2 separate regions of the Homo sapiens genome follow, and region 1 is linked to region 2. A link is a loop called in an ENCODE intact Hi-C map of the cell type or tissue named here. Cell type or tissue: PC-9. All regions are shown on one strand. Links, peaks and the distances in the headings refer to the core of each region. The heading gives the core; the rest is flanking DNA.

Evidence for each region. Hi-C counts contacts between places; a loop is a spot of excess contacts. Peaks named below come from ENCODE experiments on the same cell type or tissue, not always from the same donor. Only the 100,000 strongest peaks of a DNase experiment are listed, where the experiment ranks them.
Region 1: it touches region 2 in a loop (4-fold over the local background); 2 of 110 quality-filtered maps call a loop at or near these places.

Annotation. Positions count from the first base shown.
Region 1 is chr4:84,596,325-84,599,243 of GRCh38, reverse strand. All of the region lies in intron 1 of CDS1 (CDP-diacylglycerol synthase 1), which reads right to left. Among named protein-coding and RNA genes, the nearest start is that of CDS1, 15 kb to the right of the region's middle. RefSeq lists an enhancer at 2,026-2,919. In PC-9, for the core only: no CTCF peak of the experiment used is centred there; DNase peaks (open chromatin) are centred at 1,583 and 2,242; H3K4me3 peaks cover 440 bases; H3K27ac peaks cover 2,500 bases.
Region 2 is chr4:84,527,779-84,530,697 of GRCh38, reverse strand. LOC102723338 (a long non-coding RNA gene) reads left to right here. Exons shown (of 8, transcript XR_007058460.1): 7 at 583-670; 8 at 2,433-2,919. Among named protein-coding and RNA genes, the nearest start is that of NKX6-1, 30 kb to the right of the region's middle. In PC-9, for the core only: CTCF peaks have their summits at 1,120 and 1,319 (motif pointing right); no DNase peak of the experiment used is centred there; H3K27ac peaks cover 1,130 bases.

The DNA.
Region 1 (2,919 bases), core at 189-2,688, 68 kb before region 2:
ACTCACAAATGGGTTTGGTGCCCTTATAAAGAGGCACAAGAAATAATCTCTCCACCACGGGAGGACACAGCAAGTTATCTGTCTGCAAAGGGCTCCCAGCAGGAACCAAATTGGCCAGCATGTTTATCTTGAATGTCCAGCCTCCAGATTTATAAGAAATCAATTCCTGTTGTTTAGGCTACAGTATTTTCATTATAACATCTTGAGCTAAGATAGCACTTTAAGTGTACTCAATTTAGTGAGTATCATTTATAGTTCATGGGGACTCTTAAAGAGCAGTCCAGGAAAGAGAACTGAGGTGCTTCCCAATACTGAGGACAAAAAGGACAAGAACAAGGACAAGGGGCTCAGGGAACAAAGGATATAGTTCATCAAGAGGATGATTCCATCATTACACACTGTACACAGGTTTCAAAATATGACACTGTACTCCATAAACATATACAACTATTATGTCAGTTGAAGTAAAAAAGAGCTGGGCGCAGTGGCAAGCAGCTATTTCCAGCTATTCAGGAAGCTGAGGTAGGAGGGCCTCTTGAGCCCCGAAGTTAGAAACCACCCTGGGCAACATAGCAAGATCCCACCTGAAAATAAATTAATTAAAATAAGAATCAAAATTTTAAAAATAGATGATGGCTCCAAAAGGAAGTCTCTAAACAAATGAAGGTAAAGCAGTGGTTAAAAATGCAACAAAGGATAATATATTAAATCACTCATACTTTTCATCTCTTTTACAACTGGCCCCTTAAAAAGTGAGTATACATATGTAACAAACCTGCACGTTGTGCACATGTACCCTAAAAGTATAATAATAATAAAATTAAAAAAAAAAAAGAAAAAGAAAAAAAGTGAGTTAGAAAACCAGGGTCAGCTCTTCCGTCAAGAATCCCTTGATGTGGACACTGATCCCTGTAGCTCAGTTCAGCATTAAGATTTGCAATTAAGCCAAAGGAAACCCACAGAGACATAGAGCTCCACACCTGAAAGGAGGCAGCCTTTTAAAAATCTTGAAACTAAACAGTTTTACTTGAAAGAACATGAGGCTGTGCTCCTGATTTCAACATTTTCTGTCTGTTTCTTCATGGTTTTCTTTTTCTTTTTCTTTTTTTTTTTTTTTGGAGATGGAGTCTCGCTCTGTCACCCAGGCTGGAGTGCAGTGGCACGATCTCGGCTCACTGCAATCTCTGCCTCCCGGGTTCACGCCATTCTCTCCCCTCAGCCTCCCGAGTAGCTGGGACTACAGGCGCCCGCCACCACGCCCGGCTAATTTTTTGTATTTTTAGTAGAGACGGGGTTTCACTGTTTTAGCCAGGATGGTCTCGATCTCCTGACCTCGTGATCTGCCCACCTCGGCCTCCCAAAGTGCTGGGATTACAGGCATGAGCCACCGCACCCGGCCTTCTTCATGGTTTTCATACAGGCATGGATTCCTTCTCTTTCTCCCAGGAGTGGAAGTGAAGAGAAGGAACTGCTTTCTATCTGTGCTGGGGAGAAGGACTAAACTGATTTAATTCCTAGTGAGTCAGCAGTTTGGTGAACGAAGAGTGAGGAAGCTCAAGGCCTCTACAATGATAGAGAATAGTCAAGGGACTTAGTAACACTGTTTTGTTTCTTTTGAGGCAGGGTCACCCAGGTTGGAGTGCAGTGCACTATCATGACTCACTACAGCCTCACCGTCCCAGGCTCAAGCGATCCTCCCACCTCAGCCACTCAAGCAGCTGGGACTACAGGTGGGGCCACCACACCTGGCTAATTTTTTGTTATTTTTTGTAGGGACAGGGTCTCCCTATGTTGCCCAGGCTGGTCTCAAACTCCTGGACTCAAGCAATCCTCCCACCTTGGCCTCCCAAAGTGCTGGGATTACAGGTGTGAGCCACTGCTCCCACAACACTGTATTTTATAGACAGAAATCTGGTTACCTCATTCATCAGCTCTGTGGTCCTATCCTACACTAATTAATGATAATTGATAAAGCCTCCTTATTTTTTTTTAATTTGAACTGCAAAGGGAAAGACTCGTCCCCAAATCTTTCTCCGCAGCCCTGTTCTATTCCCCACTGAAGGAAGGAGGTGACTGGTTGGTCCAGTGTACCACTTTACTAATCCAATCAGGAGTTACACTTTGTGGTGGATCCCAATGCTTGGATAAGAGAAAACCAAATGTGTCTCAACATAACATAAAATGCCTGAGTAAAAGGCAAACCTGATTACATCATCCACCTACCTCCTCATCACAGGGTATAAACCCAGCCTCCTCTTACTCTCCAGCCAGGGCTTTGGCCACACCCACCCAGCCACTCCAGGCTCTGCAGAACTAAAGCTTCTGCGCTCCCCACAGTGTGAAGAGTCTTAGCCTCTCAATATTGTGCTACGGTATTCTTCTATTTATAACTTACGCTCTTCCTCTTTGAGCCTGGCTTTGCCTGACTGGTGCCTATTTATCTTTAAGGTATCAGCCTAGATGTAATTTCTAGAAAACTCTTCTTCAGGGAGCCTGTCAAGGGCAAAATAATGGTTCCCTCCCCACTCCCCCCACCAAGATATTCACGTCTTAATCCCAGAACATGTGAAGATGTTGGTACAATTCAAGGGAGAATTAAGGAAGTGGGCAGGATTAAGTTTGCTAATCAACTGATCTTGACGTGGTGAGCTTATCCTGGATTATACAGGTGAGTCTAATATAATCACAAGGGTCCTTATAAGTGGAAGACTGGAGGATCAGAGTCAGAGAAGAGATGACAGAAGCAGAGGTATAGTGATGCTGGTTTTGAGCAAGGAGTAAGAGGCCACCAGCCAAGGCATGCTGTTAGCCTCTAGAAGCTAGAAAAGGCAAGGAAACAGATTTTCCCCTGCAGCCTGCAGAAGGAACATGGTCCTACCGGGACATCTTCACTTTAGCCTAGGGAGACCCATTTTGGAC
Region 2 (2,919 bases), core at 118-2,617:
ATGTGTGACATGCTCATCTCAAGGCTTCACATCTGCAGGCACGTGATGCCCATCTGTTTCTTGTTAGTGATGTTACATGAGGCCACCAGATCAAAGGGTTGTCTTATTTCTCCACTGTATAATTACTATTTTATTTTTCCCCCTTCCAACTAAGAAGTGATAGGTGGGAAGATATCTTAAGATCATGCAAATATCTGATTCCTCATCAGAATTTCTCTCTAGATTTGGAATCTATTAATGTTTCTTGCCTTATCCAATCTCACTATGATTGCAAAATGATTATTTTTAAATCCCTGCATTCCCTCCACATTTACCAGTCTGCCCTCAGGAAGAGCCCTCCCTGTCAGCAAGAGCCCTCCCTTCTTCTTATGTCTCTCTCTCTCTCACCTATCTATCTAATGTTAGTATGAACTTATGAGTTCTTAATTTTTCAATGATTTATAATTAATCATGCTAGTGCTCAAATTGTCATAGGTTTGGCCAGGAGAAGTCTCTTCAATCTGGGCACCTGTGTCTTTGTGACTCGCTCCTTTTTTTTTTTTTTTTTTTTTTTTTGAGTACTTTCTCACTTTCTGACTTAAGCTGTTTTAGGCACATCTTGTATCCCTCTTGCCTCAACTCTGGAATTGGTTACCACTACTTCTGAACTGGGTGGCAGCTACAGACAGAGGTGAGTATGCAGAAAAGAGGAATTGCAACACCAGGGCAGGAAGACTTTGGGCCTTTCTGTGATATAAGCAGAGTGGATAAATAATGCAATAATCTGGCAAACAGATTTGCTATTATAAAAAAAACAGATTTGGGACCTAAGTAATTTTGTGGCTTCATCAACAGAATAGAATAGTGGCTTGGAGTGTGAACTCTGGAGTCAGACAACCTGGATTCAAATTTCAGCTCTGTCACTTGCTAGCTGTATGTCCTTAGGCCAGACTTAGTTTCTTTATCTGTAACATGAAATTAGTAATGGTATTAATATCCTAAAGTAATACAAGGATCACATTAAACAACCCATATAAGTGCTTAGCAAAATATATGGCACATATTAACTGCTAATGAATCACAGTTATTATTATCAATTGTATTTGCCGAATTCTATGTTCTTTTTCATTTTTCCCATTTTACGTTAAATGAAAAACAACACCATTCTTTTCTAGTTGAAAACCATTCTGCTGATAGGGTTAATTTTTGTGAGTATATCTGGGGCTGAAATGACCATTTGGTGACATAACTTTTGTTTACAGCCATGATAGAAAATTTCTAGGTAACAAAACCAAGTATTGGAATTAATAACCCTAAAAGGTGTTCAGGAAACAATAGTGAGAATGCTCACTAGGGGGAGCTATTATAACAAATTATGTGGTGCTCCTTTTCAATATACTGCCTTTTTGCAAACTTCATAGTTTATTCATAATCTACCTTTGCTGTGAAGTGAAAATTGGTAAGTATTATGGTGTACTTTCATGCATACTATAAATATGAAAGCTGACTGTTTGAAAAGATAAAGATTAATATAATCTGGTGAGAACAAATGCTTACTAAATTTTGAAAACTGCACTAAAGTCTCATTTTGTCTTGGCCAAAAGGATTGTATAAAAATTGTAAGAGCCAACTTAATCAGTAGGGGTATATAGTGAATAAAGTCTATTAAACACATTAAATAGTGAAAGAAGAACCAGCCATTTAAAATAGTTGACAACATTTTCTGAAGCGACTGTAGAAAGTGAAATAAAGAGAAATGAAATGTAAAAGCACAGTTGACCTTTGAATAACACAGGTTTAAATTGTGTGGGTTCACTTATACAAAGATTTTTTTCAACCAAGTGCAGACTCAAGATACAGTAATTGCTGGATGTGAAACCTGCACACATGGAGGGCTGACTTTTTCCGCAAATTCCGCTGGGCCCATTTTGCGACTTGAGTGTGCTAGGATTTTGGTATATGCAGGGGTCCTAGAAACAATCCCCCATGTATATGGAGGGATGACTGCCGTTCTCCCAAATCTTGCTCCACCAGAAGGACAGGAGCTTTAACAGAAAAGCAGTAGCTTTGAATCAGATGTAATCTAGCAATTTGGGTATGACATAACAGCAGGGGAAAGCATCTAGTCTGGTCGTAGGATAGTCTGGGTTCGGGAACCTCCCTTCTTGCTGCATGATGCCAGGCAAGTCGTTCAGCCTCTCTTGGCTCACCTCTGTTAGGAGGGGTTTGGAGTGCAAAGCCTCTTTTTAGTTCTGACACTCTGTGATGCTGATGGTAAAAAGCAGTAAATTGGTTTAAGGTAGCTATTTGCTTAACTTTTAGGTGTTCCTTGTTTGCTTCAGCCAAAGTTTTCCTAGCACCCAGAATCAGAGTTATAATTTATGTATGCAAAAATTTCTAACAAGCATGTAATTGATTTTTTTTTTTTTGGTTTGGTTCTTTTTTTTTTTTAGGTGGTAAGGGAGTAATTGCTTAGGATTGGACTGAGCTGAAGAATGTTTAGCCTGGCGGTACTAGTGCAACTGGAAGAACAGATGAACCATAGTTTGCAACACAAAGCCAAGTCAACCAACAGAAGAAATATATATTTTAAGAAGATTTTATATTTTCAACTGAAAACGTTCATGTCAGTTGTGAATGTATTTGTAATTGGCAGCCCCAAATCATCTCCCTTTTTATTTTTGAGAAAGTGTAGTGTGCTTTAGTATTTGGAACATTCATTTAAACCTATTAAATTATATTTTAAAATGCACTGTTCCCATTTCAATCAAAATTGGTTTTATACTATATATTGTAACACTAAAGTGCTTCTGGTAATTTGCTTGTAAAACCAAAACTCTTTTAAATTTATCCACTTGTCCCTTTCAGAAATGACGTGTTTGTGCATAGGACTTGTTAGTATTCTGATTCAAACAAAACTACAGTACATGTAAAAACATA